Linked DNA regions of Homo sapiens: all the other regions are linked to region 5. Evidence: chromatin loops called from intact Hi-C (ENCODE). Cell type or tissue: endothelial cell of umbilical vein. All regions are shown on one strand.

Evidence for each region. A loop is a pair of places that touch in the nucleus more often than their neighbours do. Peaks named below come from ENCODE experiments on the same cell type or tissue, not always from the same donor. Only the 100,000 strongest peaks of a DNase experiment are listed, where the experiment ranks them.
Region 1: it touches region 5 in a loop (2.8-fold over the local background); 2 of 110 quality-filtered maps call a loop at or near these places.
Region 2: it touches region 5 in a loop (10-fold over the local background); 4 of 110 quality-filtered maps call a loop at or near these places.
Region 3: a loop joins it to region 5, with 7 times the contacts of the local background. A loop is called at or near these places in 5 of 110 quality-filtered maps.
Region 4: a loop joins it to region 5, with 6 times the contacts of the local background. A loop is called at or near these places in 4 of 110 quality-filtered maps.
Region 6: it touches region 5 in a loop (6-fold over the local background); 4 of 110 quality-filtered maps call a loop at or near these places.
Region 7: a loop joins it to region 5, with 4 times the contacts of the local background. A loop is called at or near these places in 6 of 110 quality-filtered maps.

Annotation. Positions count from the first base shown.
Region 1 is chr2:145,108,731-145,112,730 of GRCh38, forward strand. All of the region lies in intron 3 of LOC100505498 (a long non-coding RNA gene), which reads left to right. Among named protein-coding and RNA genes, the nearest start is that of LINC01966, 230 kb to the left of the region's middle. In endothelial cell of umbilical vein, no CTCF peak of the experiment used is centred here; a DNase peak (open chromatin) is centred at 2,251; H3K27ac peaks cover 410 bases.
Region 2 is chr2:144,160,726-144,164,725 of GRCh38, forward strand. The region is part of intron 4 of QTMAN (queuosine-tRNA mannosyltransferase); the gene reads right to left. Among named protein-coding and RNA genes, the nearest start is that of QTMAN, 170 kb to the right of the region's middle. In endothelial cell of umbilical vein, no CTCF peak of the experiment used is centred here; no DNase peak of the experiment used is centred here.
Region 3 is chr2:144,941,439-144,945,438 of GRCh38, forward strand. The region is part of intron 3 of TEX41 (testis expressed 41); the gene reads left to right. Among named protein-coding and RNA genes, the nearest start is that of LINC01966, 62 kb to the left of the region's middle. In endothelial cell of umbilical vein, no CTCF peak of the experiment used is centred here; DNase peaks (open chromatin) are centred at 1,503 and 2,643; H3K27ac peaks cover 3,330 bases.
Region 4 is chr2:146,659,338-146,663,337 of GRCh38, forward strand. No RefSeq gene overlaps it. Among named protein-coding and RNA genes, the nearest start is that of LINC01911, 180 kb to the right of the region's middle. In endothelial cell of umbilical vein, a CTCF peak has its summit at 2,354 (motif pointing left); a DNase peak (open chromatin) is centred at 2,354.
Region 5 is chr2:145,751,107-145,755,106 of GRCh38, forward strand. No RefSeq gene overlaps it. Among named protein-coding and RNA genes, the nearest start is that of LINC01966, 870 kb to the left of the region's middle. RefSeq lists an enhancer at 929-978. In endothelial cell of umbilical vein, a CTCF peak has its summit at 1,585 (motif pointing left); DNase peaks (open chromatin) are centred at 685 and 1,435; H3K27ac peaks cover 1,483 bases.
Region 6 is chr2:145,010,122-145,014,121 of GRCh38, forward strand. All of the region lies in intron 3 of TEX41 (testis expressed 41), which reads left to right. All of the region lies in intron 1 of LOC100505498 (a long non-coding RNA gene), which reads left to right. Among named protein-coding and RNA genes, the nearest start is that of LINC01966, 130 kb to the left of the region's middle. In endothelial cell of umbilical vein, no CTCF peak of the experiment used is centred here; a DNase peak (open chromatin) is centred at 2,190; H3K27ac peaks cover 1,766 bases.
Region 7 is chr2:145,592,528-145,596,527 of GRCh38, forward strand. No RefSeq gene overlaps it. Among named protein-coding and RNA genes, the nearest start is that of LINC01966, 710 kb to the left of the region's middle. In endothelial cell of umbilical vein, no CTCF peak of the experiment used is centred here; a DNase peak (open chromatin) is centred at 1,664; H3K27ac peaks cover 1,363 bases.

The sequences.
Region 1 (4,000 bases), 640 kb before region 5:
GTGTACCGTTACAGTTCATTTCAATAATTAAACAGTTCGAAGATGGCAAGACTTTTTGTGTTGTCAAGAGAAAATCAGGGCAGTGGCTTTTTCTTAATACTGAAATCAGGAGTGTTTGGGTTTAATTATATTAGCTAGTGCCTGTTCATTAATTTTCCCAATCATTGGGAGACATGTTTGCTGGAAAGATTGGCAATGGGTTAGAGCGGTTATCAAGGCAGGGCATTTCAAAGGAAAGGTATCCGAACTCTGACAAAATCAGATGTCTGAAATTTCAGTCAAGGGCCCCGGGTTTCAGTGGCAGCTTACTCCACGAAATAAGGCAGCTACTCTCCCATCTGGAGTCCCAAGTTGTTCAGGCAACCCAGCTAAGGCATTGGACGTCAGCTCCAAATATGCTGATTTTCCAATGCCAGAAAAATAAACCACTCCTTCTGAACTCCAAGTAATTGGCTGCTGTGCCACTTTTGAAGTCTCTTACATCCTCACTCACTACGGCTCAGTGAAGCCTTACCACCTCCCCACTTCAAGAGAAGAAAAAAAAGGCAATATAATGTACTTAGTGAAACCAGCAAATTTGCCATTTTTGCTGCTTTAGCAAAAATGTTAATACTTCAAATTTGTTAGGGATGCCTTGGAAATTCTGCTTATTTTTCCCTCTTTGGAGAGTTTAATGTGTACCTTAATGCCCCCTTTCATTATCGGCCTGGCCTTCTTCCTAGCTCTTCCCTGCTGACTCCGGACCTATCCTGGTTATTTTGTGGTTGTGGCTGGCTCTTGGTCATTCAGACATGTTTGTGGCTTATAATGTATCAAATTAGATGCTACAGTCTCCTAGGTCTCCTCCCTATTCCCTGACAAAATTTGTCTTGCTCACAAATCTCCACTGGCCTCCCTGTACTCCTTAATCGACTATCTCCTTTGTGAACCTGAGAAATACCCAACGCCTGTCTGTACTCACAATGAAAATGGCCAAATCATAATAATTCAAAGGTGTCCTAATAACGTTTTTTAATCCTTAAGGATACAGTTCACCAATGAGTGTCCTTAATGTTTAAACGTTCAACCAGTCATGTTGTTTACAGTGAGGCTCTAGCGAATGAAGTTATGGCTATCATAATCCTGTGATACCAGTCATAGGTAAATCCTATTTACCAAGTGAAGTAATCGGTGGGATAATAGCAAATTAGTCCTGCTGTCAGGCTACCTATCAGAGGTTGGACACCTGAGGTGAACAGCTATATTTCTTTCTTGACTAGCCAAAAATTCAAACATAGATGACTATTAAAATCTGGTGATAGGTTAGCTATGACACCTGTGGGTTCTTGAGTCAGGAAAACAGGTTTTGGAGCTAGTAAATTAGGCTTACATTCTAATCCTGTTTATTTCTATCTGCAGAATTTTGGGCAAGTTACTTATGGTCTATCACCATTTCCTCCTCTGTAAAATGGACCTGATAATAGTACCTACCTCAGAGCATTGCTGGAAGGATTACATAAATAAATATACCTATGGAACAATGTCTTATCTCAAAGTAATGTCAGTCTTGCTATTGTAGCACCACGAGCTGATTTCTATTATAGCATTTAAGACCCAGATTTATAAATTTTATTTACCTGCTTTCATTTCTTTGTAAGCTCTTTGAGAATAAACACTTGAGCACCCTTCATCTCTGTGTCCTTAGTGTATCACTGCAGTGCATTGTACAAAACTACTCAATAAACATTTGTTAAATGAATGAATAAATAGATGATGAATGGATGAGTGGAAGGATAGCTGGATATATGGATGGGTATATGCATATATAGCACTGTGTTTGATCATAAGCAATCATTTTAAGATCATGAAGTTATCCCTAGTGACATCTCTCTTTTTATCAGTTCCTTCAGATTGTGTTGCCTTTCCAAGCTTGGACAAGCTCCTTGCCTTGTTTTCCTCCCATTTTCTATCAATCTTTTCTCTCTTTAATCCTTCTAAATGACTGCTTATCTAATTTGATCTATTAGTGAAAGGGGCTTTATGTACTACAACTTTTGGATAGCTTGCATATTTTATCAGATTTTTTTCCCCTCACTACTTCATTCCAAGGAAGTGACTAATGTGGGAATTTCAGTAAGGCTATTAGGAAAAGTATTTTCTGTAAAAGACTGTGGACTTTCTTTAAATCATACCCCATGAACATCTGCCTCCTCTACCTGGGGCTAAACCTGACCCTGAACAGTACTTGTTCCAATACATAAACAGTTACATAAACTCATTTTGGGTGAAAAGATAGGGAGTAAATATTGCAAGACTAAGATGCCACAGTAAACCCCTTATAGCATATACTGAGTTACAGTTTAGTGATAGGTTGAACACATGCAGTTCAGCCTGCCTCCCCCACCCCTGAGGAAGTGAAGCCAGAGTAGTAACATGAAATATTCACGTCTCACATTTTCCAGGTGTACACAAGCCAAATCTCCCAGTGATGTTGGCGACTTCTCAGAGTTGCAAAATAATGGAGAAATTTTCAAGTGAATGATTCTCTGGCTATCTTAAGAATATCCTTTATTCCTACTTGTTCTTTCAAATTTGATATTTCAACAGCAGTGCAGGGTCAAAGTAGAATTCAGACAAGTGTCACGTATCTTGCTGAGGTAACAGGTGTATAATGAAGAATTTCTAAAGCTAGAAAATACAATAGATAAAGAAGAATTCAATAAAAACTCTAAAGTTTAATATTTACACTGAAGGGCATTTATTAATAAAGTTGGAAATATGTCTTAAGCAGTTTTCCAAATGCCTGGTTAATAGCTGTTAGTTACTGAAAGCATATATGGAGCACAGTTGAAAGAGTCCTTAAACTGCAGAGGAAGAAAATGTAGGAGGAACAAGGATGCCACTGGCATCACCTTTCTTTATAAGCAAACCCTATTCATTGTGGGTGCTCTGAAAAAAGCTTGTAAAAGATGTAAAGGAGAAGACCTCAAGGTTACACGTGATGAAAGAGAAAGGACAATAGTGTAAGGGAAAATTAGCATAGGAGAAAAGAAAAGAACAACCACAGAGGAGAGAGAAAACTCCAAGAATTTAATTCTACAGATGCAGGGGACAGAAAGAATGATCAGTGGAGAGTATAACTTGCAGAAAGATGCAACAGTGTGAGAAATAAGGAACGGAGGGAGAATGTGTTTGTTATTCACAACTATATATTCTCAGCAGAGCTAGGCCCTGTTTTATCATACCAAGAATCCTTGAATACAGGTATTTTTGGTCCCCATTTCATAAAAGAAGAATTTGGGGCTCACAGAGGGAAAGCCACATGCCTCAGGTCAATGTTAAGTAAAAACAGGTCCAGGATTCCAATGCCGTTGTCTGTCCCCATCTACATTTTCCTCTATGCCTTCGGCACTTTTACTCTGCACTGTCTGTCTCTCAGTATGGGCAATTGATTTCATGTTCCGTCATTTCCTAGGAAAGAATGGAGACTCCAGAGAGAGTAGTATGGTCTGGTGAAAAGGAAGCTGTCATAGGAGGGATGGATCCCTTAGTTTCAGTACAAGCTTTGTCACTAACTAGCTATGTGCTTTTTAACTGCTGGTCGAAGTTCCTTTCCTCCTCATCTGTGAAATGAGGGGCTAGGGACTCAATGTTGTCTTAAGGTAGCTTTTGGCTCCAATATTATATGATTCAATTGAATTAAATGAATGTGAACATAAGTAGTGAGGGCTGGGTTCTAGAGATGGTACAGAAATATACTCCCAGCAAGTAAGAGTTGTTAAGGTCATTAGGAGAAATGCTTTAAATTTACATTGCATCAAGTCAATGAAAAAAGAAACTACATGGGGATACTGAACAAATGTGAAAATCAGAAGACAGATATTTCAAAACTTTTTGGAGAGCATCTGAAAGGAATACAGGAGGGAAGTCAGTAGGAGAAAGGTTGAATCAAAGTTTTCCCCCCTTTGGGGAAACAGCTGCACTGCTGATGTCCCTTGCCTTGTAACAGAGTTGTGTACTG
Region 2 (4,000 bases), 1.6 Mb before region 5:
CAACGGTTAGAGGGGAGACAGCACCAAATCGTGTCTTTCTATCTGTGATGGACAGAGGAAATAGCTCTCAGACTAATTTAAGGCAGCCACTTTCTCAAATGAATTCTTACACACAACTGGTACGTAAAATACACAAAAACACCTTTGAGTAAAGCAGGAATAGATGGTCTGGAAATTCACCTAACTCAACCTTTTTTCACTTCCTTTGACAACATGTCCTTTGTATATATTAATATATAGAAATCTCTGAGACAACTCCACGCAACCCAAGAAAATGCTGGAAATCCTCTATGTTAGTCAGTCATAAGAGTGATAATAATTTGGGACATCTGAGTATGGCACGAAAGAAAAGGTAACATGTGGTCTGAAGAGATCATACTGAAATCGAGTACCAGCCTGTCTACACTTGATGGTTAAACAGACACTCCATTGTCATGTTCTACTAGCTGGGATCCTTCATTACTTCTTTCTTGTATTTATTTATGACCAAAAGCTTCCTATGATTATGACTCATATCATCAGATCACTTGGACATCACAACTGTATACAATGGAAATGATATATTTAATCGAGTCAATTCCCTGTGGCTGTCTTGTTCCAGTACCCTGTTGCAGAACCTCCCCACCCACTTACATCTTGTAAGAAACTGGCCATGCCACATTATTCCACATAGAAGCCAGAGAGGAAAAGAACAGCATAATGTCAGAAGGTTAAAATTAAATGTGAATGCCCAAATTTCATATCTTACCAGAAAGAAGTTTTGTGATCTAATCATGTTACTGATAGGACCAGTTACATGTATGACTAGGGAGGAAAGGATATGAATGTCCCTACAGTTGAAAAAAACGAAAGAATGATTGAGTCCTTTCTAACAGTAGACTTGACAATGTTGTTCCATTTTAATATAAATTGTAAATGAAAAATCCAGTCCAAATGGAGAGTAAAAACAGTAATCATTATTTTAAAATCCAGCCCAAGTAAGTAGTAAAAAACAGTAATCACTATAAGATTTTATTATGGCAATACCTGTGTACAAATATGAAGAAATATGTAAAGAAAATCACAGGCTAATTCTTGGATAATTTATTCAAGGAGTAAGTTATGAAAATTCATCAATAAGTAGAATAAATGGGGTAAGGCAAAGAGAGCTTACCATAGATTCTATTTATGCAACTACAGTTTTAATTTAGTTTGCATTGATGGACTCTTATTTCATGTGTTACAGTGATGTTAAACCTAGACACAACATGCCTTGCATCTCAAGTTTTCATAGTACAAAGACATTTGGACGTGGCATAGACAGTTGCTCCTTTTGCTTCAAGTGATAAATGGTTCAGCTGTAAAAAGGATCTGAATAGACCTAACAAAAATCAGTGAGTGAATTTAGAAGAGTAACTACATGCATTAAAATTTTTATTTTGCTCTCCTGATTTTTACACGGTAATTTGCCTTCAGGAGAAACCATGCTGACACTGTCCTGGGTGTTTTCAGGCCTTTGCAAATGAGGCTGAGACCTGGTTCCAGGAACGAATATACTTCAAAGGAAACAGTACCACCTACAACACCTGTCATCAAAAAAGACAGTGGGCCAATCAAAAAACCTAGGTCAAAAGAGCATAACTTGGGCAAGATGCTGGTTAAATTCAATGAATAAAGCAGAAGAGTAAAGATTTCAAGGAGAAGTCTTGCTCAGAATTTAGGAAGTGACTCTGGAAAATCTTGTACAGATGTCAAGCTTGACTGGGATTATGCAGCGGACAGAACTGGCAGGAACTAAGGAAGAAGTATCAAAGCCCCAGAAGGTGCCTATAGAATAAAGCAGAATATATCAGGGGAAAAAAACAAAGAGAGAAAAATCTGGCCAAGTTAGCTAAAGGTGGCAGTTGAAAGGTGAGGAGAGATAAGGGAAAGAGCAGCAAAGTAAAGGCCTAGGGCTGATCTCATGGCAACTGGCAACAAGAGAGACCTAGGGGTGAATGTCAGCTGGAAGAACGTAGGAGCCCAAACAGCTGTGCGGACGAATTCCAGGTCTTGGATGGATAAAACTATAAGTCACATCAACGAGCAGGTGTGCATCTGAAGCTAAGGATGTGTCTATCAGCTGACTCAGGTAAGAATGGCTCAGGTACTGTGCAAGACTGAGTTTGCAGATAGGGGGCATCAGTGGACCTGACTGTGCCCAGCTAGGGAAAGCCAAAGGCACAGAAACAAAAAGAGGGTGAAGAGACAGCAGTAAATAGAATAACACAAAACTGTTTCTGAATTATAATATGTGTACTTGGTAGAGACTACAAAACAAACCCGGAATATGAAAATGTGGATTTATCCAAAAGACAAAATTTTATTGTATTTTTACCCAAAAAAGATCCCTAATAATATTAACAATAAATTTAAAACTTCCTAAAGTACAAAATTATAAATATACTATTATTAAAGCAATGTAAGACTAGATACATAGGAAAAGACCATAAGGAAGTAAAACAGGTTATTACAGATTCTGGGTTTATGAATTTTCATATTTTATCTCCAAAGTTCTATTATACAATTATATATTACTTTTAAAATTTAAAAAATAAAAAATATTAACAATAAAACTTGTAATAGTAAGCATGCCTATTACCTTTTGAATTATTTGATTTAAAGTAATTTCTACTTATAAAATATTCTTAGGTAAAGAGCAAGGTATGTACATAGGCTTTTACCTATTGAAGTCCTTATAAAATCTCCTAAAGTTAGTAATCCCTACATCTAATTTATCCATAACTATAAGGTACAGTTTAAACTAAGGAGATCATCTCAAGTTTTCTTTTTATAAAAATCCCTTTATTTGTAAATACATAAGGAATATATGCTAACATTGCCTTTTCACAGTAGTAGGAAAAGGTTAAATCAAAGGAATCATTGTGGTGTGCGTGCAATGCAAATTATATGGCAAACAGTGCCAGAGACTGGTTTTAAAGGGCAAAAAATCATGTCATCTCCATATTTGTTTAAAACCCCACAATGCATAGATACACTATTTAACAACTGCATTCATTAATGTTTAAACTAGAACTGTGGTTAAGGTCATGTACTCCAAAGGTGGGCCACCTGGGTGTACCATGGACTATGAAGGCAGACTACCCAGGTCTACCATGGATTCTAAGGGAAGACTGCCTGCTTTGCTAACTACTAGCTATGCGATTTAGGGAAAGTTTGTTTGTTTGTTTGTTTGTTTGAGACAGAGTATTGCTCTGTCACCAGGCTGGAGTGCAGTGACACAATCTGGGCTCACTGCACCTCCGCCTCCTGAGTTCAAGCGATTCTCCTGCCTCAGCCACCCAAGTAGCTGGGACCACAGGTGTGCGCCACTATGCCTGGCTAATTTTTGTATTTTTATTAGAGATGGGGGTTTCACCATATTGGCCAGGCTGGTCTCGAACTCATGACCTCAGGTGATCCAACCACCTCTGCCTCCCAAAGTGCTGGGATTACAGCTGTGAGCCACTGCACCTGGCCAAGTTTTGTTTTTTGCATTTTTTGTTTTTGGTCTTCTGTTTGTTTCTATTTCCTCATGTGATAAATGGGCCTATGAGAGTACTCCTCTTATAGGGTGGTGTGAGATGTGTAAGGTGCTTAGACCACTGCTTGGTACATTGTAGGCATGATGTAAGCATTTTGAGACTGTTTACCATTATTATTATTAAATTGTTTTGGCAATGAAATCCAAATTAAATGATGAATCAAATTTCAAAATGTTGCAATATCTGAGAATTGTTTTATTTGCCATTCTATAGTTTCTACTCTTACTATTCTTGTTTTCATCATACAAAATGTTACTTATCAAAATTATTAGAAAATTCTTCTACACATGAACAGTATGTGACTTAATTACTCCAGATCTTTACGCAATAACCATTTTCCAGAGCCACTGCACTTAAGTAATTCCTATACCTTAGAATCTACTGAAAGAACATTCTGTCAGTCTTTTTTCCAAACACAGTGCAGTGTGCAATGATCC
Region 3 (4,000 bases), 810 kb before region 5:
ATCACCTTCTATAAAGAAAATAAGCCCTAGGAAAAAATGCAGGAATATTTCTTTTACTGATGAATGGAACTTATAAACAACATCTAGAAGAACTTTTCAAAGAGTCTGCTACACCCTTCTTGGGATCTTATTCCCTAGAAAAAGTCGGATTCAATTGGGGATATGGAGATGTGCAAAGCATTAGAAACAAGTGACTGCAACTTTTTCCAAAAGATTCATAAATAGTAAATGACATTTTTTTCTGTAGGTTGACTCATTTAAGTTCTACCTGATATGTGTTTGTTAACATGGAGTATGCTTTAAAAAGGTGCAGTAAACCTATTGTTCTTTCCTATTAGATAGTTAAAAGGAAACATACATGAATTCATTTGAAAATAGGTTTAGGTAAATACATGGCACAAAGTAATTCTAGTTATTTGATCTAAGTTATGAAAAATGGTATGCTCCTACTGACAACACAGAATTGACCAATATCCAAAGCAGGCAGCTTTCATGGGACTGTGCTCATTGTCAACAAATGTTGGGAAAAGGTCAATGGTTAATTAAATAATCCATCACCTCAGGATAGAGAGTAGTTCTCAACTCTGACAATCAGTGACAGAAATATTAAAAGGTCAAAAAATGAGTTACAATATATTCTTGTTTGTTATTATGTATTATAAAGATGTGGCTCGATGCAAGAAGTAGAGGATACCAAAGGTTCACATCATTCTAGAAACAGGCTTCCAAGTAAATGCAGTTTGGATTATTTACTGGTATGAACAGCGTGAATTCCTCTGGAGCCATAGGCTTCTTTTGATTTGCACACTTTTTGAATAATACGCTTATGGACAAAGAACGTTTTGTCTCCATACTTGAGAAACCATGTGATGAGGGTGGAGTGGGGGTTCAGGGGAGAAGCTTCTTTTTTTGAGAATTGCTTTCCCTGGGGTCTGGTGATTTCAAGTTGCTATTTGCACTGTAAAAGAAGGTCTTTGCAAACGTGGTAGCTTTCATCTGCTGAGTGTACTTTCTTCTTATACTGTATAACTCTGTCATTCTCAGAGCATAGTAACATCTCCAGTTTCCTTACATCAAGTCCAGAATAACCCTTCTGTGAATTAAAAGCGCCATGCAAACTTGATATATTGATTTGACCTAATTTCCTTTTCCCAGCATTGGTTTATTCATTATGCTTTCCAGACTTTAGCTTTTGTTTTGTTTTTTATTCAATGGGAATTATTATTTAATTTGGGCTGCCTTATCTAGCAAAAATTCTTTCTCTATTACCCTCCCTCATTCCTTCTTCCTGCCCCAGAGTGCCGGTGATTCATTCTGAGTTTTTCAGTCTCAAGTGGAAGCATTTTTTTTCTTCTGTGCTATAGGTTGACTAAAAGAAATACCACTCACTTTGGGCTTCCTACTCTCCTTTCTCTTTTACCTTTTGGGTCCAAAATATGGAACACGGTCAATGAAAAGAGGTGGCCCAGAATAACTGCTTTCCAGGAAGCCATAAATCATGTGTGATTAAAGTAATTGGCAACAATAGAAAGAAAACATGTTCCTGCTTTGACTCTTTCATTTGCACATGAGAGGAAGCTGGTCACCATTTGAGATCACCATAGGTTTATGAGAGATAATGCTTTATTTGAATAGAAAAATGAAGCCTCTTACTTGTCCCTTGAGAATGTGGGGCTCAGCAAGTGATATTATATGGCCACGTCACCCTGCTGAAATGTTCGTTTATATGGCTTCTAAACGAGGGGTGCTTCGCCAGGGACTTTGACCCATGACTGTGCACATAGCTTTACCCCCTTGCCGTCTGGGTGATTGTGGCTATTTCCAATATGGGCAAGTGTTATATGATTATTTTATCTCTTACTGTAAAGCGTTTTGAGAGCCTTTGTATGAGAGGCAATATAAAAATAAATTGAATTGAACTATGGCTTCACCTCCTCACTTTTTAGTGCAGAAACCTTTAGAGCAAAAAGTGCAGAGCTGTGACAAAGGACAAGATTAAGACGATGTCAGGAAAATGGTTAGCTCTGGAGAGCCCTGACCCTGCAGGAGGAGTTTGAGACAGAGAGAGACAGAGAGAGACAGACAGAAAGAGAGAGAGAGAGTGAGAGAGTGTGTTTGTGTGTTTGTCACACTTTGGCTATGTGTTATTTAATGTCTCTGCACAACTAGAGAAAATCACATTTGTATTTTTATTAAGTTAGTCATTTTGAATCATGAGAGATACAGAATCTACCTGAAGCTAATGCATTTCTACTAAGACAAGGCTTGTTAATTATACAAATATATCTTTTACATAACATATTACGGTGCATTAAAAGCTGCCTGGTTAGTCTCTGAAGGGCCAAGGTCGGAACCACATCATCTAACTTTCAGAATCGACAACTGTAATAATTTTTCTTTTAAAATAAAATAATCTTGGCTTAGGGTAATAGGTTTTTCCTGCAGAAATATGATTTTGTGTTTTATGACACTGCATCAATACATTATTTTAATAAATGGCTCTTGGTTCACCAGAAGTGCTGTATTTTGACAATATCAGCCAACCTTTTCATTTGTTTAAGCAGGAAAAGTAGGGTGCCAAAATAAAGCTACTCCAGAAGAACATCTCAAGAATGTTTATGAAAACTGTTACAGCTACACTTATTAGAGTTAAAGCATAGTTCTAATTTGTCATGCAGAATTCCAGGGAAGTGAGTAATTTCTATATTTCTCTAAATGCCAGTGTTTCATATTTTGAGGTAACAATTTTGCTTGTAAATATGAAACTAGCAACATAGACTGCAATGTGACAAAATATATCAGAGATTCGTCATTATCTGGCAATAGTTGTTGGATGTGTTTGCTGCCATGCCACGAGGTTTCTTAGGAAAGTAAGTTGGGGAATGGAAAGATTTATCACCCCAAGTTATCTGACAATAGGCTTAATTTTAAAAAATTATTCAAATTATAATATTTCTCAGTGGTTAGGTCTTTGGGGGATGGCTTCCCCCACCCACTCCTCACAACCCAGAGCCTTCTCTAGCTTTCCTTGTTCCTGTCTCCATGGAGGCATTCTGAGACTCTGTAGCATTTTCATCCATAGAAGTTCAGGCTGATTTCAAGATTGTAACCACACTGACTGTTAAATTACCAAAATACAGAGAGAAAATATCTTCCTGTACCCGGAGTCTTGCTTACAACATTGCAGAGGGTGCTTTCCTCTGTAGATTTGTTGTTTATTACTCCTTTTTATCTAAAGCTCTCATCAATATTTTTGCATAGTGAGTCAGATTCTCCCAGGTATCCTGGGGATACATGGGAACATTATTATCTCCAGGCAGTAAATGGTCCCTCTGGGGCCTGAAACAATGAATACCCCTTCAAAGGTGCTTATTATCTTAGGATGGCATGGAGACACTAACAGTCATTCATTTTTGTGTCCATTCTGCTTTGTGGAACAATATGCTCTGGTTCAGAGAAGGGATGCTTCCCCACCCCAGAAAAAAGACAACAGATGAGTGTGTGTATATAATAGAATATATATATATGCATTTCTTTTTCAAGTGACTCATTTTTATACAGAATGCAGTTTAAACACAGAAGCAGGCAAAGAGCTCAGGAATGAGACGGGGGAGCGGCGTATTTTGCAATTTACTAAGTTATAGGTCCTAACAAGGCATTTGTATTTCCTCCCCCAGAATTGTATTTATTTCCTCTGTAGACCATGACTCCATTTCTTTCTTTCTTTTTTTTTTTTTTTGAGACAGAGTTCTTGCTCTGTCGCCCAGACTAGGGTGCAGAGGTGCGAACTCGGCTCACTGCAACCTCTGCTTCCCAGGTTCAAGCGATTCTCCTGCCTCAGCCTCCCGAATAGCTGGGATTACACGTCACCACACCTGGCTAATTTTTGTATTTTTAGTAGAGGCAGAGTTTCACAGTGTTAGCTAGGATGGTCTCGAGCTCCTGACCTTGTGATCCGCCTACCTCGGCCTCCCAAAGTGCTGGTATTACAGGTGTGAGC
Region 4 (4,000 bases), 910 kb after region 5:
ATTGCAGCTTAATAAAGCTATTTTTAAAAAGTCAGGGGGGGTTGGCATTTGAATAAGTGACCAATGACATCTCACTGCTGCATATCCATACGTTGAGTCAGAACAATCTTAAAGGGAAAACAAAACTGTTAAGTATTTTAAAGATGTCTATTGTGAGCCACTATGAGTGACTGTAGCTCAGGTATACAGTCTCAAGAGGTCCTGACCTGTGGCAGTCAGATTAGTTTGGTTTTATACATTTTAGGGAAGCAAGAATTATAGGCAAAGACTTAAATCAATACATGGAAGGTATACATTGGTTTTGCTCAAAAAGACAGGCTATCTTTAAGTGGAGGTAGGGGCTTAAAGGCTGCGGGTGAATTCAGAAATTCTTTAATTTGCAATTGCTTAATGAAGTAAAGCTCTGTCTAAAATTTGGAGTTAGCAGAAAGAAATGTTTTAAGTTAAGGATGCTATGTAGTAACATTGATGGCCTGCAGATGTGACTTAATCCTTGCCTTGCACAGCTTTAGGTCTTGTTTATAATTTGGTATCTTATTGTCACAAAGAGTTCATTTTGTTAGTCTTATGATCGCTAGTTTAACATTAATGCTGGTCAGTTGTACCTAAACTCCAAAAGGGAAGGGATATAATGAGATATGTTGGACCTCCCTTCCCATCATGGCTGGGAATTCAATTCTTAAGTTTTTTCTGGGGACCCCTTGACCAAGATAGGGGTTGTACTCCTTTAGGAGGAACCAAAATGGCCTAATTTCTAGATTTGACCAAGGTGTTTCTAACCTATTCAGAACTAATGGACCTTGAGCAGAATGAGTCAGCTTTCAGAGAAAATATGTCCAGGGTTAGTAAGCCTTTCAACAGGGCCTTTACTGGAAGCACTTTAACCATCCTTTAAATCAGGAAGAGGTTTCCCAGCTTTCTTCCTGCTATGTTCAAGAAAGAAAACATAGAAAGCCAAAGGGCTTTAAAATTGCCTCAGTAGATCAAGCTGTGTGGCAACAGTCATGCGACCAGAGATAGATGAATTCACCACTGATCATGACCAGATATGGATAATGCTGAAATTGATGTCACGTGTATGCCAGTATGAAAAGAAGTATATTTTTAAAATGACTTCTCAGCCAAGATCTGTGACATCATTGATTGTAGAAAGGTCAATGGCTGTCACCTTAAGACCCTTAGATGATGCTCACTATTATTATTAAATGAATTTTAAAGGTAGGGGTCCAGTGGGAGCTTGTAAGCACTTGATATTCTTACATGTGGAAAGACGGCAGGTGAACAATTATGAAGATATTAAATAAGCAAAATAAAAAGTTTTCTGTCCAATACTTTGTCATAATGTGTAGTTTGTCAGGACTTTTGACCTGATCAAAAGTTAATAGTTACATATTTTATTTACATCTTTTACTTTATAAACAAAGTGAATTATTTAAAAAATATATTTACATATTTGTATCATCAAGAAAGTATTAAACTAATTAAATGTATACTAAAGGGAAGAAATTATTATAAACATTGAAAAATTGTGCAATAGAGCTTCATTAGGATACTTTATTCTATCTAAAAAGAAGATCTTTCTTTTGTTATTAAGCTATTTGCAAGATTTAATTGTTGCTATTCCACAGAGAATGGTTGACAGTGGATTATTATTCCTCATTACACTTTAAAAGACAACCTGCTTAAACTAAAGACAGACACTCTCCCTCATTTGGAGTTATATTTACTTAATTATTGTCCTGTTTTCTTAAAGAGATTTAAGTGGGTTTTTTAGAAGTCACTAGATTCACTGGGCCCAGAGACAACATTATCATTTTCTATAGCAGTTCTCATTTTTCTTAAAATCATGACCCATTTGATATCTTAAAAACAGCAACATTAATTTTAATTTGTCTTATTGTAGGGTATAAATTGACTAAATGTTAATAGCATTCTTCTAGAGTAATCAGTTCTACATGATTAACCTAAAAATTGCCAAAACATTGTTTACTCTTCATTTGTATCTGAAGAAAAAGGCATGATGAGTCAGACAGATTTGGATTAATTTACTTTCTGATCTGCATTAAAACTTGCCACAATGATTCATAATCATTTTACTTGATATTTATTTTGACAAAACAACTTAATTTTGAAAGCAGTTCACTGGAAAATAATTTAGGGCCAAAAGGTATTCCACTTCATAACTACAATTAAGTTGCATGGAAAATACTATTCTACTTTATTTTTCTTGCTTCTTCTCTATCTAATAAAAATTGGGCAAAATACAACCTCTGAAACCTTGTAAGCATTCCCTTTTGAAGACTTTTTTTTTTTTTTAATAAAATCAGAGTAGGTAGCTTGTGCTTTTACCACCATCTAGTGGGCTTCTTTTGTGACAGCAAGTGACAACTAAGGAGAAACAAAGATTCAGGGAATGGGATACTGACCATTAAATATGTTAAACTTTCCAGAATTTTCCTGTGAGGGCAGGGTCAAGGGGCCTACACTGAAGAAGACACTTAGTTATATGTTACAATTTTTTAAAAAAAATCTTCATTTGACATCTTTTCTTAAGAATGAGGAAACAGAATAGTGACCACATAAATACTTTTTTTCCTTAAAAATTGTTCTAAAAATGGGAAAACACCAAAGTCATCTTCAGAAGTGTAAATTGACAGTGTTCCCTTTTGAACACATAATTTTGACCACAGATGATTCAGCAATACAACAGAAATAGATATAGCTAATGAAAATAATATAATGAAATGTTAAAAATATAGAGTTCCTTTATCTTGTTTCAAAAAAAATAAGATTTTAACACACACAATTGTTAAAACCTTGTTAATGATTTAAAAGATATGTTATAAATAGTAACTGATTTTACATTCACTATAGCAAAATCACTTTACAACCTTTCTTTCAAAGGTACCTGATATTGAGATTACATGGAAACCAGGGAACCACAGTCTATGAATAATCAACACTACTCATCATTACATATAAACCTTGGCACATACTTATAAAAACCTATATTTTCAAATTTGGCTCAACATAAACAGTGTCTTCATTTTCAACGCAAAGAATTGAATCCAGTCTAATATAGACAGAGACCTAATCCAATTTCTACCATAATTTACTTAAGTATCTATATACCATTCTAATGAAATCATTTTTCTCATGCTATCAATCAACTCCTCCATACTAAATCTAATAATTTCTTTAAAATCTAATTATTCCTGACTTTTAAAAATGTATATGATATTTTGAAAATTGCTGAATTTTAAAAACTCCTTTTTTCCCCAGTTTCTATGAAAGAAAATAGGAAAATATGCTTTTTAGAGCCTCCTTTTTGCCTTCCTCAGTTTCCTCCACTGCTCTTTAAATGTAAATAAGCCCAGTTTCTATGACCCTTGACTTTTCTTGCTTATGTAACCAGCTATCATCTCTATCCAAGCAATATACAAATATAGAGTTACTGGTTTTGAACACTCAACAACATTTTTTTTTCTCTCTGCCTTAGGGGCACAAATATTTGTCCATCTAGCTTATTGTTTAAAATTCAATTTGTATAGAACCATGCTCTGACCTAAAAAATTCACTTTTCCAATATTATTTAAAGTTTCCATCATTTGAACATTATTCTTCTATTTAGAATCAAATTTAATTCTCTACACTTAAAACCTGGTTTGAAGGTCAGGCACGGTGGCTCATGCCTGTAATCCCAGCACTTTGGGAGGCCGAGGCGGGCAGATCACCTGAGGTCAGGAGTTCGAGACCAGCCTGATCAACATAGAGAAACCCTGTATCTACTAAAAATACAAAATTAGCCAGGTGTGTTGGTAAATGCCTGTAATCCCAGCTACTCGGCAGGCTGAGGCAGGAGAACCCAGAAGTCGGAGGTTGCAGTGAAAAAAAAAAAGTAAAAAAGAGAGAGAGAAAAAAAAAGAAAACCTGGTTTGAACACCACATTCTAAGAAAATGCTGCCTTAAACACATTTCATTCTGCACAAGTGAGACCACA
Region 5 (4,000 bases):
ATAGCAAGTACTTGAAAAGATAGTTATCATCCCTCTGAACAGGCAAGAGCAACTGAGACATAGAGATATTTCTCTGATTAGAGATTTGTTGTTTTAGAAATAAGTTACATAAAATGTCCTACTGCTTTTAGCTGTATCTGTTGCAACTTTGAGCAACTCAGTTTCTTCATTGGATAATATGAGGGCAGTGGATGAGGTCCACAGTGTCTCCCAGGGATATCGTTGTACAGTTCTATTTCCTCCAGGGCACATGTGAAATAAGTGAGGGATCTTTATGTAGACACAGCTTATCAGTCCCAAAACAGTGTCCCTCCTGTAGATCACACATTTTCTGATAATAACCTGAGGGGAAGAGGGGCAAGGTTGCCTGTTTCCTGACATCCTGCTTTGCATACCCAAGACACCTACTTTATTAAAAAGTTAACTTTGCTCCAAAAAAATTTTTCCCTAAGTTTTTCAAGATTGATTGTTTCCTGTTATTGTTGGAGGTTTGCTTTCTATGGTCATTTGGTAAATAAATAGCTTTATAGGGGAAAACAAATGGCCTTGTTTTGTTTTTCTACTCCAGGGTTTATGTGTTAAATTTCAGCTATGTCGTGTACTCACAGCTTAGTGCTTCAGACGGTTATGGGGAACTAGGAATTCTTAAAGGGGTAGGACAGGATGTCCTTTTCTATCGCTCAATGAGTCATGGAGGATGAATGCCGTTTCAGGGGTTCTGTAGTTGTGATTTCAGTCAAGTTCCAGTGGCTTTCAACCACTTCTCTAAATCTGAATGAAGAAGCAGCCACAGGGACTGTGTGAATTATGCTAAGATGCATTCCCGTTAAGTGCTGAAGTGGCCTTTGCAGTGAATCCTTAAACTTTACAATGCCAGCAACAGCCTATCCAGAGACAGGGCAGAACCCCGACATATACCCTCTTCCATGCCCACATAAGACATTTGCATTTATCTCCATTCTTATTGCATTGAGCATCTCTGTCTCCTGGTCAGCAACCTCTGTGTCTTTGGAAAGTCAGGCCTCACTCAGAGCATGCTCCCTTCTCAGGCATTGTGACAAGATTGTGTTTCGGTTCCAAAGGGTTAATCCCAAAGTGAATTCTTTGCATGTGTAATTCAATACTTCATAACTGCTGAAAATTGGAGTCCACATAATTTATTTTCTTTGGTCGGGCACATTTGCCTCATGCTTGGCCGGGGCTGACTTCAGAGAGACACACCTAAAACTCTCAAGTGTCCCAAGTGGCCCATGTCAGTTGTACAGAGAGATTGTGGTACTTGGACAGAGCCCAAGGATTAGGTGTTCCTGAGAAGGTTTTTTTGGCTCTACAAAGCCTTAGGATGTCATGGGAATAGGCTGCACTCCCTTTTCCCCCTTGAAGGCCACATATCAACGGGGTATCTAACCACTCAGAGACAGGCTCTACACAAAGGTATACATTAAAATAAATAGAACATGCAAGCAGAAAGAACTGAAAGAGAGGGAGGAATTGCTAAGTGGAGACAGGAAACAATTGCTTCATTGTTGAGGCAGTGATCTTAGAATTGCAGAGTACAGCCCCATCTACAGGACAGTTTGTAAAGTTGGAGCTTTTGGCTTAAAACACGAGACAGAACTTTACATGCAGTTTTTAATCCAGCTCACTTTGCATGGGCTTCACCTCACTGACAAAAATCCCACATTTTTACTTAAAAATAATTGTCCCTCTTTGATGAGAGGGATTCAGAGAGTGACAGAGAGATAAGAAGTGAGGAAGAACGCGGCTTAAGGGTGCTTTCATTTAGCTCCTTTTCTTATTTTGGCAGTAAATATTCTTGTCCTCGCAATACTCATTTAATCTCTTTCTTTGCTTTCCAACAACTTCCTCTCATTTGGTTTCCTCTCATTATTCCTTGATTTGGGAGGGGGCTTGTGTATTTTCACCATTCAAACAAAATAAAAAAGCTGTGCTTGTTTGAACACCATTTTTGTGCTGGCTGGCAAGCATGTGACTTTAAAGAAGGTTCAGGTTTTTAGGTTGAAAGGAGCTGAAAAACTTTAAAGTAATAATTAAAGCCAACTCTCTACGTGCACATTCCCTCCCCTCCCTTTATTTTAAAAACCTTGCCTGCCAACGCAGTGGCTGCTGTCTTAATGCTATTTCAACAGGAGACCTGGGTTTCAGGACAAGATCCAGGCCATAGGGGAGACTTGATGGCTCGGGGAATTAGTAATGGGATTTGGAGCCCTTCATTTCTAGGTCACTGGTTTGAATAGAGCCCAGGTCAGTAATGACTGAAAGTTGTTACCACCCGATGCCTGCTCTTCCTTAGCTGATCTGAGCTTGCCTGCCACTCCATCCCTGAGTGCCTGTGGCCCGTCTGCACTAATGGCATTCATTGACAAGTTGGCTAACTTAGGCCTTAAATGTGAGGCAGCCCAGTTTCTGCCATGTGCAAACACGGGGTCCACACTCTGCTGCAGCTGCTCTTCAGGGAATAATGCAGAGAGAGACAGAGTTACAAAGCTATTTTGCCTTTCTGATTACTCTGGGACCTAGCAAATCTATCTCCACTCACCTTAAGTCTCTGAGGCATTATATCTTCAGCCATTTAAAGGTAAGATCCAGGGAGAAGAAGGAACAGGCCTCAGAGGACCAAGTTTTCAAATACTCCAAATGTATGTATTCTGAGAAGACCGATTTAAAAGATCTGAATTAGGAGCTGCTGCTGCTGTTTCTAGTACCAGATAATCATGGCCCTTTTAAAATACCGCTTGCTGGACCCCAAACCTGTGCTTACAAAGTGTAGAAAGAAGGCAGATGTTTCCAGAACTTATATTAGGAAAGTGTTTGAAAAAATAATTACTGCTTTCTTTTTGTTTGTTTGTTTGTTTACAAGAGGAGAAATGCTTGCTGTAAAAGGATGGAGATAGAGAAGGAAGGACTGTGGAAACTCAAGAACAATGCACTACATTGGCAGTTCCTGCAACCTGCTACAGCCGGAGGCCAGTCTCTATGTGCAGAGACAAACTTGCTCTGGAGCTGTGGTTAAAGAGGGGGAGGAGCTGGAGTGGGGACTAGGTGCCTCCGGAAAGGATCTGAGGCCTTTCACACAGCTACCTGTCAGTCCCTGGGCCCGGGGCTGCAACCTACACATGCTTCACTCTGTCTCTCCAACCAACACCCCTTCCCTAGAGGCAGGTGAAGCCCCTTCCCAATAAAGAATTACATTATGTATCATCAATTAAGAAATACAATTATATAAAGACCCATTTGTATCAGTCTTATATTTAGATTTCCTTTTCAGACAAGGGGGTTTTTAACAGCATTGATTTTCAGTAATAAACCAATTACAGGTTCTTACCACATTGCTAAGATACTGGATGAAAAGTTTTAACTATAGAGTTCGGTTAAAGTGGGTAATGGAAAACACAGCACTATGTTTCCATTTGTTTCTGATTTACTACTTCCAGCTCTACATTTATTCCTCTTAGATTTCCTGGATTTTTGTTTACTTGGTTTTTGTTTTCATTTCATTTCCAAGACTATTTGTCTGCTTTTTACCTTTGCATTCTCTTGTTTTGTTTAGGAAGCACAGTCGTCTACATTTTTGCTGGAAATATGGAAAAGCACTATGGCTAATGGAATGACTTGATGCCAATGATCTACCCTTCCGCTAAGCCATCAGGCTCTGCTCCTCACTCTGACAGCAGTGGACTCAGCCCATGGCACCACCCCCACTTCCAGCATCACCTGCAGGGCCTGGGCCAGTGGTTCTTTGTGTGCCATCCATTTTCTGCCTTTTCTTAGATGAATCCAACTAGTAATTGATTTTGTTATTCAGAGAATCCTAGAATCCTAGTGTTGGATGGAGGCTTACAGATCAGCCTCTTCACAAATTTCTCCTAGCATGGAGATCTGAGTATTGCTTGAACATGTTTTGAAGAAGCACTCTCTCCTCTTCTAGGCTTTCTATTCCATGTTTGTTTATTGTCTCACACCAGTCAGGAAATGGGGC
Region 6 (4,000 bases), 740 kb before region 5:
TGGAAATCACTTTATAAATGCAATTTTAATTCTTTACCATATCCATAGACCACTGCTTTCTTAAGAAAAGAGATTAAATGATTCAGGTTTAGAGAAACAAATTACTGTGCTAATCTTCAGGTATTTCTCTTCTTGATGCAGCCGCTAATGTCTAATCGGAGCAGCACAGGCCCTATCACAGTAGTTTTTTCATTAGTGCTCCACTGACTTATTTGTACAGGATTTCAAATCTGGTGTAAGAGACATACTAACCTTTAGCATTCATACAAAGCTTTCAGAAACCCACTGGCTCTTCTAAAATAACCCACAGAATCGGCCTTCTGCAGACTTAGGTGGTGCCACCATTCAGAAAGACTCCAAATGTAATACTGGAGCGAATGGTGGCATTTATAGACTTGTTTTTAAGGTTCCTAGAAATAAAGAGCCAGGTTTCCCTATGACATGAACTATTGAGAAGCCCGGAGGAGGATGGGTGGATCTGTCCCACAGTGGTAAGGTGTTTAGCTCGACCTGATTTTTTTTTTCTTACAAAATTGGTAAGTATAACTTAAAAGCCAGGTTTCCAGCTTTCTTTGATAGTTGGAGATCTGACAAAACTGGGTTCTCTTCCTCTCTTGGCACTAACCTGCTCGTGCTGGGTAGAGGCTGCCTCTAGATGAGGCAGGTGCCCTTTAATTTGCCACACTCTGCCTCTGCCCTTGCCTGCTTCATGCATCTATTAATACATTTCCTGCTCTGTCAGTATGGACATTATTTTTTAACCTCTGTCAAAGAACGAAAGCATTGTTGGTGCTTCCTTCTGCTCTAGGTGTGTTTCATAACTTGACTCAACATTTAATTCCATATTGCATTAGAAAGTACACTGAAATTTCAATAGGTAAATTTCTTTTATATCTTTTTAAGTCTGAATTATTATAAATGTTCTGCATTTATTTTATATATTTTTTTCTGCTTTTAAGGAAACGATGAAAGTCTTCCTAACCAGTCTTTCTCGCTATTGCAGTCTTCGTTGCTCTCCCTGTTTTCTGAACTCTTATAGCATTTATTCTCTCTACCTAATAATTTAGCTCTTAAGATTGGCTCTATGATGTTCTAAAATTCTATTGAATGTGTTAAACCTTTTTCTCCATGACGGGCAGAGATAATGCCTTTTACTTTCCTGCTGTCGTAGAGCCTAGCAAAGTTCTGATACACAGCAGATCTGAAGTATGCTTATTGGTTAAGTATTTTCCAATTTCATACGATTTAACCTAAAACATTAATTTTCTTTAGCACAAAAATCATGTATATGGCAAGTCAAATAATACCAATTTCTTTTTCATGTCTTTAAAAAAGAAGTATTTCTAACAAATGCATAATGTAAAAATCTAAGTTCTTGCCCTGAATTTCTATTGCCTTATACATTTCTTCTTATCACTACTGAGGCAGTGTTGTCCTCTTTTAATTTCTCTATTAACTTTAATTAGGCTCATGAGTTTGCTGGCCAGGTGGGTTTTCCCCAAACAGTCACAACTCCATATTCCAGGCTAGCAATAGACTTACATTAAGCTGCAGATTTGAAGCAGAATCTAACATTATAAGCTGTAGAAGGTGCCAGTGCCACCACAGCTCATTTTGTCCACTGAGGATTTCAGCAGGCAGCACTTTTAATAAGCCAGGCTCGGCATTTTTCAAGGAATACTTTGGGATCCATTTTTGAAAGCAATATTGGTTATGATTCCATTGCTGGAAGATTTCCGAGAAAATAACGTTTGTCCTCTTGAAAGTATGCTTGGTTCATACAGCATGAAGAATACAAACAGTTCTGAGCAACGGGTTCTAAATTTTACCATAACATATCTCTCACAGGTAATTTTCCAACCGCATTGTAATGGGAGCATGATAGAGTAGTAAGAATTAGTTCCATTTTAATCTTTTATTTTATTTTATTTTGTCTTTTAAGAAACATATACTTGCCTACGTCACTTATATATTTTAGTGCATTAACATAGATGTTGTTTGTAAGTTTCTTATGAAAAATAGTTACAAAGAAACAAAACAGAACTGAAAAGCTTCCTGTGATTCTACAGGGCATTAGATCGTCTCAGGTACTGGCTGCTGGTTTAATAAAAGGATAGGATTTCCATTTACTCCAGGCAGGCTTAATGTATTGTTCTCGGAGTGAGACAGTCAGAATGAGTCAGGAGCCAAAGAATACACTTTATAGACACAAATAATCGTAAATTCAGAATGTCACCTTTAGGCAGAGGCATTTTTATTATTGTTAGTGGAGCTGCTGAGTAGGTTTGATGTTTTATTCTCTTGAGGACTCAATGTTCCCGAGTCCTGGAGCCCTGTCTTTATCAGGCTCGCAAGGAGGGAGCCCAGCCAAACTTGCTTCCTATACTTCTCTATGATTGATAGCAGATGGCATGCTTTAAAATAAACCTATCCATTAGCAGTCCTCAGTGTTTTTACTCAAGGCATTTACAACTGTCTCAAGCAGAAAACACATTCACTCCATGAGCTAGTTTCAGTCCACAACAGCTGTACAGGTGCAAATCTCTCATTAACTCTTAAATAGTAGTAAAATAAACAATGGCTTTTCTCTTACTTTCTTTAAGGGAGTATACTTCAAAGCTGCCGTGGAATTACTCTCCTCCACAATGGAGCTTCAATGGATGGAGGTTTATTAAAACTGAGCTATATTATGCAATGATATGCTTGTCCCAGGAATTCATATCTTATGTGCGTGTTACAGTTTAAAAGTTTCTTTCTATGCTCACAGATTTAGTGGTAAATTACCATTCTCACAGGGGTGTTTCTGAAGAGGCAGAAAAGAAAGGAAAACTCAGCAAGTGTCCCCAGCAGGGCTCAGGTGCCTGGTTTCATGCCTCTGAACTCAACATGTCATGGTGTCATCCTCCTCACCTCCCTCTTCCTGCTCGCAAAGAGAGTGTTCATGCTGAGCTTTTACCAGTATGATGAGTTAATGGTTTATTTTTAGGCAGCCAGTGGATTTCCTTGCATATTGGTAATTAGACAAAAGCAAAGTCATTTTCAAAATTAATTTTTTACCGATACTGAACACAGGTGAGAGGGTTGGCCTCAGGACTTTGATTTGCACTCAAGGGGAGGAAAAAAAGCTTTGTCATTTGAAGAGTATAATTGTTCAAACAGAACTTACCTTGTGCCAGGTGTTGTTCTACAGGCTTACAAAAGTTAACTTATTTAATTTTATCAATAACTCTTGAAGAAACTAGTGATAATCCTAGTTTTACAGTTGAGTAAGCCACTGTGTGCTGTTATCTTTGTTATAATAAAAAGTGAGACCCTAATCAGAGTATTTCCTGAAAGGGGGACTTAAGAGACTGGATTCAGAGGCTTTAGTGCTGGTTTTCAAATTCTTGCTTCAGCAGTTACTCCGTATGACTGTGACATAATAGCATAATATTGGACTGCCCTCTCTCTCAGGGTCCTCAGTTATTATTTTATAACCTTACTTTGGCCTAGAATTGGCCCTAATATGGCTGTTGTGATGATTGGATAAATTAGTGTTTGTATAATGCTTAGAACAGTACCTGGTACTCAGAATGTGCTATGTAAGTTTTAGCTTTTGTGTCATCATCACCATTATTATTCAAGATATTAGATTGACATTAAACACTTGGTGTAAATTAGTCTTGTCTGAAATTATCTTCTATGTCTGGGACTGTATGTTTTGAAAAAAATTAATGTCCAAACAAAACAATTCATTTGTTTTTATTTCACACTTTATTAATCAGACACATACATAGTTGCCAATCAGAGACTCTGATCAGCATGAGGTAATAAGAGTCTTCATAGGAAATTGATAAGATTTTGCCCCAAAGCAAAGTAATTTGACATTCTAGCTTTAGTAGCCTTATTATTGGTGAATGTGCTATTCCCTTAGGCCTTCTGAAATAATGAAACTGGTTAATGGAACCCCTCATTACAGCCTTCCATGGGTCCCCATGGGCCCATGCTGCCATGATAGGTA
Region 7 (4,000 bases), 160 kb before region 5:
GTGGCATTTCCTCTCAGTCAGACTCCTTTCATTCCCAAAAGGCAGCCTCATCAGGGTTGCTTCACAGCAAGGGAAATGTTATAACAAAGGGATTTCTCTACCTTAGATGTGATCATTAGAGTTACTTCTCTGAGAATGGAAACATAGTTGAAGACATACTCTGGAAATATCTTACTGCTGGTTTAGCAGAGGTTCTCAAATTTGGCTGTGCATAAAACTGCCTCTGACGCCTGAAAAGTTGTAGATCCCCGAGACAAATCTGAATGGGAAGCTCTGAGTTGGGCATTGGGAATCTGCATTTTTGTAGGCACCTGAGAAGATTCTGAGTCTGGTAGTCTGAAGGACAAACTTTCCAGAAACACTAACTTACAGAAATGCTCCAAGGAAAACATTGCTGGTATTAGAGAAGAGGCTGATGGCAGCTCACATAGTCTTCACTCAGAATAACTGGCTTCTGTACTAGTTCTCTATTGCCAATGATTAGGCACAAACTGGCTTTTAGACTGAGGCCTGGGATTTGGGGTTAGAAAGTACAAGGGAAGAAATGTTCTAAAAGTATGGAAAATGTAAAAACGCATTTGGATTACAGTGTGATCTAAGGCAGGATAGATTTCTAACCACTCTAAGTGGAGATGTCTCTCTGAACTCAGTGAGATACCCAGTACATCTTTTTATTTTGTGTCGCTATCTACAATTTCTCTGTAATTTAGCCATTTTTAGTATTTTACTTCTTAATGCATTTAAGGTTTCTCCACAAAAGAAAAAAAAATCAGTCAACTTATTTGTGGTGTTAGCTACAATTTGACCAAAACCAGTGGACCATACATTGCTTTCTTCCCTGTCAACATCATTAACTCTTTTCTATTTTATATCTTATTTCTCTAAATTTGGTAGAAGAGGGACTTTTTGTGTACTTTCTGCATGAGGCCTTTCATACGAAGAGTGAAAATTGCAAATTAAAGAAACATAAACCTAAAAAAGAAGCACAGGCCTTAAAATACTTCTTTTCTCACTTCTCTATATTTCTAATTATATTTACTTTCTACAAATATTAGTAGTATGACTCAAACTTCAAGATACCATCTAGTGGAAATCCTGCTATTAAATAAATCAACATGCAACATCTATCTCTTTGTGTATCATTTAATTGTAGAAAGAAATGACATTTATAAAAGTATTCTCTCCTTTTCTGATGTTTGATAATATCATGTGGCATTCTGCTTTTTCTGTTTTCATCGTTGACTGAACTCTTTAGTAACCACCACAATAAAAATACAAACTAATTCATGTTCATTTCATCTAAATCACACAAGCAACTCTACAGGATAAGTGAGTAAATATTTTCAGTTCTAGATAAGAATCTCTAGCCAGAGATTTAAGGAATATTTAGTTCAGCAAAGTACTAAGTAAATAAAAGGGTGACCCACAACTATCCAATCTTGGGGCCAGCAAACCTGATGCTGTGAAATAAAGAAGTAATTGTCCCTCCTCAGCTAGGAGAGCTTTCAACATATCACACAAGTCCCACCCAGGAGGGTGAATGTTCTTTTCCTTCCTTCTCTCATATTCTCCTGCTCATCCCGCTGACAGCAAGTCTAAGGGAGATGATGAATCATGCCAGAAAGTTGGGGCCTATCAGTTATTTCTATGAGCCCAGCTTACACTGACTCATTTCTAAGGAAGCAGTATGCTTCTATGGCAGATGCTGGCTATTTATTTATTTATTTATTTATTTCGTGCATGTGCTTTTCCAGACTTATAACATACACCAGCAGCTTCCTGAGTGGGTTCCAGAAGTGAAAAAAATCATAAATTGAATGCACATGGAGAAAGCATGTCCCCATCCAAGACCTCACAGGCTCCCACCCTAGCCATCCAAGTCCACACCCTCATGGTTTACATAGCACCTTTCTTCCAAGGATCCCAGAGAGCTGCTCCAGAACAAAGGAATTAGACTAAGGGAAGAATATGTTTGGCTTTCCTCTTGACTAGTAAAAGGAACTATTGGGCCCTCTAGAGTCCAAGGCCTCACAGGCAGGCTCTGTATATACCTTGGAATCAAATTAGATCTAAAGTCCCTAGGTGTTCAATTTTACATTTTAGAATCTAAATCACTTTTGATTATTTTTATGCAGATTGAAAAAAGTATGAAGTGAGAAGATTTTGCTTTTGGAAATGCATTCCCTTGAACCCCACTTCCATTCCATTTTTTTCCTAGTTATCACACTCTTTTCCCAAACATCAGGCACTCTCATGCTGTCTTCCCAGGAGAGCAATCTAATCAAATCAGTCATATTAAGGTGCTACGATATGACTGCTTATCCCATGTATATTCATGTTTTTAGAAAGGAACATAGCCTAAGAAATGAAGAAATCACTGAAAATGAAGGAATTTGATTTAAGATAAAAATTTTGATGTATAAGAGTCTTTCCAACAATCTGTGGTTATGTAATCTACACTTTCTCTGCTTAAGTTAAAGACATGCTTGGCTCAAAACAGGGCTAAGAACATACAGTAAAACATAGCTTGTCAGGGCCAGCCTATTGAAAGCTGCTGTGTTTCCCTATGCACAGTCTGCAAAGTTAGCCATTGCTTTAGATTACTGGCCTAAGAGACTTGAGTATTTAGTCTGAACCTCGAATGCTAACTGAAAATATATAAAAATGTAAGACCTGAGACAAGTTCAACTCAGTATCCAGTCGAGGCTAAGTTATTCTTGATCCATCATACCTCTCAGTCATTTTATTGTGACTTGTGGCAACTGCTGGCTTCATTTTCCTTTGCTTCTGTACCTGGATTTAATTCACTAGGTTCTGGACATCGTGACTGTTATCTGTGCCCATTCTGATGCCTGGTTTCCTTGCTGTAAATCTTACTGCCGTAAGAACTATAGGGCTGGACTCCTTTTTCCCAGTCTGGTATTTTTACCCTTCATTCAGTTTGCTTCTTCCCACAGTCTAGAATGACTCAGCATCATGTGGAGAGCATCCAGTGTGTGCCCGCTAGAATACAGAACATTAAATCTCCAATATCTGGAAACCACTGGCCTAGAACCCTTGAACAACCAGTCTCTCCATCCCTCCTTGCTATCTCACTACCCTAAGGCAATTGGCTTGGTGGAAGAGGCAAATGCCAAGAGAACAAGTTAATGTTCTTAGGGGTTTATAAAGATCATTTGATGAATGAATCCTAGATGTGTAAAAATATGGGCTCCTGAAATAGGATCTTAGACACCCTAAATTCTTTTTTCTACTCAAGGATACTGAAACTCCAAAAGGTGTAATTATATTGCCCAGCACCACAAACTCACTGACAAACTGAATCAGGACTAGACTTTGGCCTCCTGAGACTCGAGACAATGTTCTTTCTATTATACTATCCACCGTGCTCCTTTCTTATAATACTAATTTTTTAAAAATACGCAGCATGGGAAGCTGCTTTAATGTTGGCCTCCCAGCTCCTCAAAACCATTCTCAGCAGGATTTACAGATCCTGGCCACATGTCTGCAAAAGGGCCTCTGAACACATACTTGAGATTTTCATGTGTTAGATAAACAGAGCTAAGCCCATCAAAATTAAGATTTTCTCATTCCCTCCCACTTCTGCTGATATTTTGGTCATAGTGGACATTAAAAATATTTTTCATGCCATAATCTCAAGTTTTCTAAAATTCTGATTGCTGTTCCTGTACCTCATATTCATTCTACTTCAAGTAATTATGCTTCTAGAAGGAAAGTATTCTCTTATTTACTGTAGATATGTCTCTATTTATAAAAAGCACCAGGGCCAGTATACACTCATCCTAATGTCCCGCATGCTCTACTCTCGACATCACACCAGCACCACAAGGAAATTGATTCTCCTGATAATGGTACATACAACAGTCAAGGTGAAAACTTGCTAGGGAAGGGTTCTAAATTCTTCAGAAGACTTCCATAGTAAAGTACATCCATGGTTTGCTCTCATTGCTGAAATATTAAAGCTTGTTGTCACCCTTTA